Regions from separate parts of the Mus musculus genome. Here region 1 is linked to region 2. A link is a loop called in an ENCODE intact Hi-C map of the cell type or tissue named here. Cell type or tissue: heart. All regions are shown on one strand.

What was found. Peaks named below come from ENCODE experiments on the same cell type or tissue, not always from the same donor. Only the 100,000 strongest peaks of a DNase experiment are listed, where the experiment ranks them.
Region 1: a loop joins it to region 2, with 5 times the contacts of the local background. A loop is called at or near these places in 2 of 42 quality-filtered maps.

The regions. Positions count from the first base shown.
Region 1 is chr9:119,891,920-119,896,919 of GRCm38, forward strand. It overlaps Wdr48 (WD repeat domain 48), which reads left to right and starts at 2,976. Exons shown (of 19, transcript NM_026236.3): 1 at 2,976-3,038. The coding sequence starts at 2,991. It overlaps Gm2449 (a long non-coding RNA gene), which reads right to left and starts at 2,993. Exons shown (of 7, transcript XR_871350.2): 1 at 2,907-2,993; 2 at 1,608-1,728; 3 at 1,149-1,267. In heart, no CTCF peak of the experiment used is centred here; DNase peaks (open chromatin) are centred at 2,942 and 3,442; H3K4me3 peaks cover 2,102 bases; H3K27ac peaks cover 1,598 bases.
Region 2 is chr9:119,337,035-119,342,034 of GRCm38, forward strand. Myd88 (myeloid differentiation primary response gene 88) reads right to left here and starts at 2,984. Exons shown (of 6, transcript NM_010851.3): 1 at 2,598-2,984; 2 at 1,542-1,676; 3 at 972-1,152; 4 at 720-811; 5 at 301-476. The coding sequence starts at 2,925. The coding sequence ends at 322. Acaa1a (acetyl-Coenzyme A acyltransferase 1A) reads left to right here and starts at 4,260. Exons shown (of 12, transcript NM_130864.3): 1 at 4,260-4,651; 2 at 4,791-4,884. The coding sequence starts at 4,481. In heart, a CTCF peak has its summit at 2,733; DNase peaks (open chromatin) are centred at 1,537, 2,337, 2,997 and 4,127; H3K4me3 peaks cover 2,935 bases; H3K27ac peaks cover 2,594 bases.

The sequences.
Region 1 (5,000 bases), 550 kb after region 2:
CTGTGTAGCCCTGGCTGTCTTGCAACTCACTCTGTAGTCCAGGCTGGCCTCAAACTCAGAGATCCATCTGCCTCTGCCTCCCAAGTGCTCTGCCTCCCAAGTGCTGAGATTAAAGGCGTGTGCCACCACCACCCAGCCGGTACATCACTCTCCAGTGCAAACCATCTCACAGCCTATCATGCATCATTGTATCTTACTTACTAGAAGACTGTTTTTTATTCTCTGTGAATCTGATAATAGCCAGGATGAGCTTGTACTAAACTATTTAGCTAAATGGGTACTGGAGTGCTATTCTAAAACAAACAAACAAACAAACAAACAACCCACCAGTGCTAGTTACTTTTCTGTTCTGGAAGAAATTATTTTTGCTTTTGGTTCCAGAGGACTAAGAGTCCTTTGTGGCAGGGATCACGTGATGTACAGCAACATTTTGGCGGGGCCACACCATTTCCCCTAACAGCACTGCCACCAGGACCAAGTGTTCACAAACCTAAGGCTATGGGGACATTGCTCATTGAAATCACCACATCGGCTTTTTTCCTTTTTTTATTTTATGTGTATTTCGCCTGTATGTATATCTACAAATCACATATGTGCAGTAGCTGAGCATGCCAGAAGAGGGTGTTGGACCCCCAGGGACTAAAGTTATAGACAGCTGTGAGCTGCCATGTGGGTGCTAGGAACTAAACCAGTGCTGTTAACCTCTGAGCCATCTTTCCAGCTCCCCATCACACCATTTTTTAAATATCCAAACTACACACTAATCTCTTATAGAAAGTGGTTGCTGTAAACCAAGGCTCTGCCTGGTTTTGTACTTTTATTTTACTATGTGTTTATTTGTTATGAACCTGGGCCTGAAGTGTACTAACTAGTTACCACTGATCTACATCAGCGGCCCATCTCATTCTGAGAGGCAGTAATTTTTATTGTGAGCTTACTACCCGTCAAGCATGCTAAACACTATATGACCATTTTAACACAGTGTCTTTCATTTACCCTTAGGCAATTTCATATGTGTAAACAATACACCTTGGCCATGTGCAACCCCCAACTCAGCTCTTCTTTTATCCCCAAGAAACCCCTCCTACTCCCTCCAGGAACCCCTATGTCCTTCCCCAACTCCTCTAGGAACCCTCCACACATCTTACCCTCATGTCCTCTCCTTTTCAGTGTTAAGAACCCAGAGTTCATTCAGTGCCGCGTGTTGGAATATTTACAGGTCTTCTGCAGATAACCATAGCAGCACATGGGGCAATGGCTGTACCATCTGAAAGACAGTATTCCACAGGCTCTGCCCATTTCTCAGCTCTTACATCCTTTCTGCCATTTTTTTTTCAGAGTTCCCCGAGACACCCAACAGTCACTTAGTCTCAGCATTTTCAGTCTCTGCATCAACTGCTGCTTGCTACAGAAAGTGCCTCTGGCTGTGGCTGAGGACAGTACGGATTTGTGGATATACATATAAATTTCTAGAAAGAAGTCTGATAACATGTAATTTAGCAAAACCACAGTAACAGGTTCCTCCCTGTGGCCGTGATGCCCCGAGCCATGGGATTTACAGGACCAGGTTACAGTACCAAGCTGGAATTCCTTCCAGTAGAACAGACCTCAAATCCAAAAGTAATTGGTTGCCCTCATAACCCTACAGCAGCGGGCACATCTTGCCTGGCAAGGTGGTCGGCTGGTTTATCACGGATGCTTCTTTTTCCCTGGCAGGATTCACAGCACCTATGAAAGCCAGTCATCACAGAGAAGCCAGTCATCACAGAGTCATCACAGAGAAGCCAGTCATCACAGAGTCATCACTGACAAGTTTTTGGGTCAGTGCACTTTGATGTCTCTGTGTCCAGCTACCAAAGTATACAGTGTCTCCAGCAATAGTGTCTTACTACTTAGTTTCGGTGGGCAACCAAGTGCAACAGCTATAGCCTGTATTGTTTTAGGGGCTTCTGGGTCTTCCCTGACCATGTCATAGAAAGCTATCCCATGCCTGGCATTGAGATTTTCATCTAATAATGCATGTCTTTTGGGGGGAATCATTTTCCATCCATGCAAGTGTATCTCTTTGAAATTCTGTATTTTAGATTTACTTCTATTTTGGGAGAGTGTTCTACCTGCGTCCGAAAGGGGGCGTGTGGGACTGGAGTTTATTGCAGCTCATGAACTCCCAGGTGAATGCTGGGAACCAAACCCAGGTCCTCTGCAAGTGCTCTCAACTTCTCAGCCATCTCTCCAGCCCCTTTGTATTTTTTAATTAGTTTATAAAGGTAGTGGGTTTCCATAGGGGTTATAGTACTTTGGTCATGTTTTTGCCAAAACGATCATTTAAAATATATTGTCAAGTTAGCAGGGCCTATGCGAACATTATCTCACTTAACATCCTAAGATCCATATTATAGCTGTACAGGCACACGTCTGTAATTCTGAGAGTCTGGGTAAGATCCTGAGGGGGCTGGTGAGATGAATCACTGGATAAAGGTGCCTACTGCCAAGCCTGAGTTAGAATCTCAAGGCCCACATAGTGGAAGAAGAAGACTACCACAAGTTGTCCTCTCCGCTGGTGTTTGAGAACAGCCAGGACTACACAGCGAGACCATGCCTCAAAATAACTAAATGACAACAACATTTTATTATTATTATTTTTAAAACCTATAAATATGGAGTTAGAGACGTGGTCCAGTTGCTAAGCACTGGCTTAAGTGGCTGGGGCACGACTTAAGCACGACTCTCTTGAGCGCTTTCTCTCTGCATGCAGGCGCTGGGACGGCCCTGGGGCTTAGCTGCACAGAGGTAGACCAGTACGGGCCCCCAAGCCCTGGTTCCAAGAGCGTTCCCGCCCACACGCTGCTATTTCTCCGCCAGCGCCTCCCCTCGCAACCAGCCCGGAAAGCCTACGCCCTACCTACCTTCTACCCAACCACAGAGTAGGGCGGGACATCCGCTGGCGCTTCAACTCTCCCGGAAGTGACGTCGGAGTGTCAACATGCAAGATGGCGGCCCATCACCGGCAGAACACAGCCGGGCGGAGGAAAGTGCAGGTATGGCGGCCCGGCTCCGCGGCCTTGGCGACACTGCCGTCGGCTCTGGTACCCCCGCGGGCGGGCGGATGCCTCGGGCCGCGGCTGGCCGGGTTCGACAGCCGGAGGATGGCGGGGCGGGGCGCAGCGGCGCGAGGGGTGGGGCCGGGGCGCCAACGGCCTGAGGTGGCGGCGGGCGGACTGGGCGCGCGGGCCTCGCGAGCGGTCGCGGGGAACCGCCGTCCCGGCGAACCGCCGTCCCGGGACACCGGGCCTGCGGCGGCGCCATGGGCCTGCTGCCCGCTCACCTGCCTCTGCTCTCGGCCGCCTTCCTCCGGAACAGCCGCGACCCGGCGGCGGAGGCCTCGCGGCGCCCGCGGGTGGGTGAGGCCGGGAAGCGAGGGGCCTTGCGGGGGCGTGGCGGGTCCGGGTCGCACGTGGGAGCGCTGTGCTGGAGGAAATGACAGTGTCCCTTCCTTAGCGATGGGCTTTGCCTCCGCCCTCCACCGTCCTCACTATGCATCTTCCGGGCTTCCTTTTTAGTCCTCATCTCCCTAACGTCGGAATCTCCAGTGATGAGCTCGCTGACCCGCACCGTGGGTGCTTTGGGTTTCCCCAAATCACGTTGGTTTGGTGTACGTTTGAGTTTTGCTTGCTGCCTTGTGTGCTGGGGATAAAGCTCGTTTAGCAGAGCCCTTCCTGTCCTGAGCAAGGTTCAAACCCCCTGCTCCACATAAAACCAGGCATGCTTGGTACCCGCCTGTACTTCTAGCGCTGCTTGTGTGTGTGTGTTTCTGTGGTGACGACAGGGGAATCGGAAATTCAAGGTCATCCTCCAGTACCTACCAAGTTTGAGATCAATCAGTCTGGGCTACACGAGACACACTGCCTTAAAAAAAAAAATGCATTCAGTCATTAAAGTGGACTGAGTGCATAGACTTGCCGCACAGAGGAGAAGAGACTAAAAGGGTTTAGCAGTCAGTAAACACTCCACGGATTGAACTCAGTGTTCAGAAGGGAGGGCCAAAGGTGAGTAACCCCAGCATAAGGCTGGAAAGCTGTGGCATTTTCTGAATGAGTGTCCTCTTTATAGTACTGACTTCCATTTGTTGGCCCTGTGTGCTCACTAATGGTTGTTTAATGGTTAGAATTGGGCTGACTGGGAGATGGTCAGTCTGGTGGAAGGCCTGTAGCACAAACATGAGGATCTGAATATCTGCGTCCACGTAAACATCTCTATCCCCTCACTTGAAAAGACGCCTGGCATGTGGGTTGGCACTTGAAATCTCAGCTCTAGGGAGGCAGAAAATGGAGTGTCCCTGAAGCTTGATGGCTGTCTAGTCCTGCTGATTGATAAACTCCAGGTCCCATGAAAGAAACAGGGTGGAGAGTGAGCAATGAGGGAAGGCACCCAGGTCACCCTGTAGCCTCCACATGCATGTGTCCCTATGTGCTTATGCCCCTGTGCACCACACTCACACAGGCGCTCACGCACTCACACGCTCACTAACAAGTAATAAATACTTTACAGGATCAGTGAGGTGACAAGAATGTAAAAATCCCCTAGCTTTCCCTGGGTAGGTGCTGCTTTCCTTCCAAATGGCATTGATGGCACTGAAGTAGCCCCAGCCTCCAGGCCAAGGGGGTGAAAACACTGATTTCAACTAAGTTGTAACTTAGTCCAGTTCCACACACTAGGACGGTGGTTCTTGATAGAGTAAGGATTATCAGTTCGTTCAGTTTGGGGTAAAGACTTAAAAGACATGGGCTTGCAAGATGGCTTGGAGGGGAGGTGTGCTTGCTGCCAAGCCTGAAGACTTGAGTTTGATTCCTGGGACCCACAAAGTGGACAGTGAAAACTGGCTCCAAGTTATCCTTGACTCTGGGGGAATACACCTCAGTGTAGAGCACGTGCCTGCCTCTCACAAGGCTCTGTCCTTAGCATCTTTTAAAAACATTTTTTAAAACAACACACACAACAGA
Region 2 (5,000 bases):
GAAGAGTGCCTCACTATTTCCCTGCCTGATCTCCATATCCTGTTTCTCAGGAGGAGACCCTGAGGCCAAAGATGTCTGAGATGTAGCTCAACTAGTCCTTCGCTTAGACTCATGCAGCCCTGATAAACACTGTCCTGGCTGGCAACCCGGCAAGTCATAATGTCACTTGCAGTCACTGGTTCCGTAAGGACTTGAGAGATGACATCTGGCTACTGTAGATGTCTAGGGATAGACGGACCACAAGCTCCCCACTACAGTGTCAAAGGAGGCAAGCGGAAGAACACAGACAGACTGACATACCTAGGGCTCCCAGGGTCATCTTCAGGGCAGGGACAAAGCCTTGGCAAGGCGGGTCCAGAACCAGGACTTGGTGCAAGGGTTGGTATAGTCGCATATAGTGATGAACCGCAGGATACTGGGAAAGTCCTTCTTCATCGCCTTGTATTTAATAGGAATCAGTCGCTTCTGTTGGACACCTGAAGGCCAAAGGGTGTGGTATTAGGACCACGTGGGGCCCTAGGGTGGGACAGGCTCAGTCCCTAAAGCACGGGCTAACACCAGCTCTCCACCAACCAGGTATCCATGATACATATCCACTACATAAGGAAGTACACAGGTCCGTCCTCAGAGATCTGTAGTGCTTTGGTTTTGCATTCCTGGACTATCATCCTAAGGCTATATCTCTACTCTCTCTTTGACCAAAGCAGGCCTAAGCTTACCTGGAGACAGGCTGAGTGCAAACTTGGTCTGGAAGTCACATTCCTTGCTCTGTAGATAATCGTCAGAAACAACCACCACCATGCGGCGACACCTGAGGGAGAGTGGCACTGCGGTGACTTCCTTCAGAGGATGGGGTCAGGAAGGACTACATTACCCAGGCGGGACAGAGCCCAGCTAGCAGGACAGTCCTTGCATCTGGACCTCTGGGTTTCATGCATTCACCCACCTACCCTCTTAGATGTTTAACCAACCTTTTCTCAATTAGCTCGCTGGCAATGGACCAGACACAGGTGCCCGGCAGGACGTCACGGTCGGACACACACAACTTAAGCCGATAGTCTGTCTGTTCTAGTTGCCGGATCATCTCCTGCACAAACTCGATATCGTTGGGGCAGTAGCAGATAAAGGCATCGAAAAGTTCCGGCGTTTGTCCTGAGGACAGGGGACAAGGGAATCAATCAGCCTCTGCAGAAGGCTGGAAGGAGCCCAACCTGGAGTCTTCCATCAAGGGAACCTGGGCCTGTATCCATATCAAAGCAATGTCATATACATGCCCTCTCTACCAGTGAACAGATAACTTCCTCCCAGATGAAATCCCGGTTAACTATGATGGAGGCATGCCATTAAAGTCTCAGAACCACTCTGGGAGAGGACTGCCATTATTCCCATTTCTTAGATGGGGAAACCAAGGCTCAGAATGAGCAGCTTGCCCAAGGTCCCAGGTCCATCCATCTGCTTCCGGTATCCATGCCCTCTGCAGGTCACATGTTTGAGGCTGTGGCCCACCTATTCTACCTAGGGGCACAGTACTGGGCCCTTACCTAGGGGGTCATCAAGGGTGGTGATGCCTCCCAGTTCCTTTGTTTGTGGGACACTGCTTTCCACTCTGGCCACCTGTAAAGGCTTCTCGGACTCCTGGTTCTGCTGCTTACCTAAGTATTTCTGGCAGTCCTCCTCTGTGGAGAAGAGAAGGGTGTAGAGGCTCCTCCTCCCACCCCATCCCCGACACCCCCGCCCCCCATGCCCCAGGTTGCTGCTGTACACACACTCAAAATCCTGAATTAGTTTAAAGAGCCTACTTGGGGCTGGCGAGATGGCTCAGCCGGTAAGAGCACTGACTGCTCTTCCGAAGGTCCTGAGTTCAAATCCCACAACCACCCATAATGAGATCTGACGCCCTTTTCTGGTGTGTCTGCAGGCAGCTACAGTGTACTTATGTATAATAATAAATAAATGTTAAAAAAAAAATTTAAAAAGGGCCTACTTGGGCCGAGCCTTCCCCAGCCACTGGTACCATGGATGGCTCTACAAACTAACACTTCCTTTTGGACTCTCCCAAAATGAGCATCTGAGAGGACTCCAAAGTCAGCCTGCTTCTCTGAGCCTTCCTCCTGCCTTCCCTTTCTAAGGCTCTAGAGAATGGAGCCAAACTGGGCATCTAGCAGGGCACAGAGCAATCGGAGCAGAGGATTGAATGTCAGAAGGGCTCAGGCACCCAGTTAGTGCTCAATGAGAATGGTGACCCCCATCTAGCAAGGTGTACCTCACTGTGGGCGGGGCGGGGGTGTTGTGCTGAGTGCCAGTGAGTGATGGAAGGGGTCCTCACTTGTCCGGTTGATCCTGACACAACTGAGATACCGCGAGAAAAGCAGATCTTGACTCTTGGTACAACTGAAGGTCTTTGCCTAGGCTCTTTCCATCTTTCCTCAGGGTTTTTGACCCCTCTCCCAATCCCTACGCTGACCTGCATACTGACAGAAAATTCGACTGTCACTCTCTTCCTCCCTAGCGCACCCCAGAAAAAAATGAACAAGATTAATATGCCAAGGCTAGCCTCGTTGATCCTTGGCACAAAGCCAGGAAGCACGTTTCCTCACCGATGCGCGACTTCAGCTCCTTCAGTATATCCTCACGGTCTAACAAGGCCAGCAGCTCTAGCAGCCTGCCGACAGACGCGCCAGAGCGCCCCTGCCAGGCATCCAACAAACTGCGAGTGGGGTCAGGGCGCGTTTCCAGCTCTCGGATCTCCAAGTACTCGAAGCCCATCTCCTCCGCCAGCAAGGTCCAGTCGGCCGCCACGGGCGTCCGAGGGTTCAAGAACAGCGATAGGCGGCGCCTCACTCCCACGTTAAGCGCGACCAAGGGTATGGAGAACATGAAGGAGTCCAGGGACCCGGATCCCACGCGGGGGTCTCCCGCAGACATGGCAGGCAACCCTGGGCCCCCGGTGCCGTCCAGTACGCTCGCCTGTGGAGTTTCCTACTTCCCTTAAGTCTCCTGCCAGCCCCTCCTTCTTTCGCTTTCCGAGAAGCTCCGCCCTTTGCTAGAATCTAGACTACGGGGCCAGAACTACCCAGCCTAAAAGTCAACCCACTTGTGCTTCTAACGTTTGCTCACCTCCCCTCGAAGGTGTGAGAATTTATATAAACCGCCTCTGGCATCTGCCTTGGCCCACCGATCAAGGTGGATGGACTAGGCGATCTGGTAGTGGTTATTATGCATGGTTAGCTCAATCAGCCTTGTTTAGGACTTGAAGGAGTTACAGCCCTTCTGTACAGTAATTTATATTCTGGTAGTAGGGAGGGAAGAGACAGACTGGCTTCGGAAGTAGTAACCCGAAGGCTCAGTCTACCTTTAGCTATCTGATGTCACTTGTGACTCTGCTTTTTAAAGGGGAAAGCCCACGACCTTGCCCATAAATTGGCATTTAGGGTATCTTGTCCTTTGTTTTCTGAGACAAACAGCACTACCTTCCCGGGGTCTGCAAAAAACACGCGGAACCTACCACCTTACTCTTTAACGTTGGGTCTAGACCCAAGGAAGATTTTTTCGTTAATTCACTTGGTTAATCTATTTAGGTGTCAATCTCCAATACTGGGTCTCCCTCCACCCTCCACCCCCATCCCCGGGTTTAGTAGAATTCCTAGGGGAATGTGGGCACTAATGGCACTATCCCAAACAAACGTAGATCAACAGGCTTAAGACGAGTGGGGCACGTTACAGTTAGAACCTGCCTGCCGTTCAGCACCTTAATCGGTTCTTCACACCAGCCCGGAACCCAAAATTACTTTGTTTTCTGAGAGAGCTTCTGTGACAGCCAACCCGGTTGGGGCTTAACTAGGTGCCTCAACATTTTCTAGGTCCTCAGTTCTCGGTTTTGGGACCCGGGGCTGAGCACAGCAAATTTTGATGGGAGACAAGGGTCTTCTCGGGCTAGCTCAGCAGAGAAGCCATGGGCCGGGCTCCGCCTTCTACGCGGCTGCGCGCTGAGCTCAAGGGGAGGGACTCCCTTGAGGCTGAGTTCATCCTAGGAAACCAGAAGTTTGGGAAACCTCCTTCCCCAATGTCTACAAAAGGTTGTGCAAACTTGGAAGTTTCCAGTCTGCCTTTCAAGGAGGATTAAGAGTGCGCATTACGATTGGCTTCCGTAGGATTGGCGGGCGGGGCTTTGAGTGGAGAGAAAGCGTCTTAGGACGGGCGTTGGGCGGGACTCTGGGGCAAGGGGTGAGTGGGCGGCCCTCAATCAGACTCCCCTTAATCTAATTGGTTGTACCTAGGAGTGGGCAGGCCCTCTAAAGACCCCATCCTACCTCTCGCAGTATCATTCTACCGGGGTTGTGATCCCCTTTCAGGCCTTGCGACGTAGAAGGCTGTCCTGCGCCTGCGCCCGCGCCTGCGCCTGCGCCTGCGCCTGCCATCATTCCTGTTCCTAAAGCTCTGCACCCAGAACCTAAACGAGTAGGTAGGACCCACCTCCGCGATGCATCGGCTGCAGGTAGTGCTGGGCCACCTGGCCGGCCGGCCCGAGTCGAGCTCCGCGCTGCAAGCTGCGCCCTGCTCCGCTAGGTTCCCGCAGGCCTCGGCCTCCGACGTGGTGGTGGTGCACGGACGGCGCACCCCCATCGGCCGCGCCAGCCGTGGAGGCTTCAAGGTGAGGCCCCTCGGGCGGGCGAGGGGAGCAGAAGGCGGCCAGCGCGGATGGAATTCTGCCGTCGGGGGTCCGGTGACCGCAGAGTCCCCGGGCGGGGATGCGGGAGCTGGGCTCACCGCTGCTGCGCCTCGCCCTGCAGAACACCACCCCCGACGAGCTTCTGTCGGCCGTGTTGACCGCGGTTCTCCAGGACGTGAGGCTAAAGCCTGAGCAGCTGGGAGACATCTCCGTGGGTGAGCTCCCCTGCGGGTCCTGCACCGGCCCTCCCCCGCCCTCCTCCCGAAGCTTCACTTTCTCTCCGAGAACCTGGGTTTCACTGAGCAAGACTACAGACTCCACCGATTTAAGT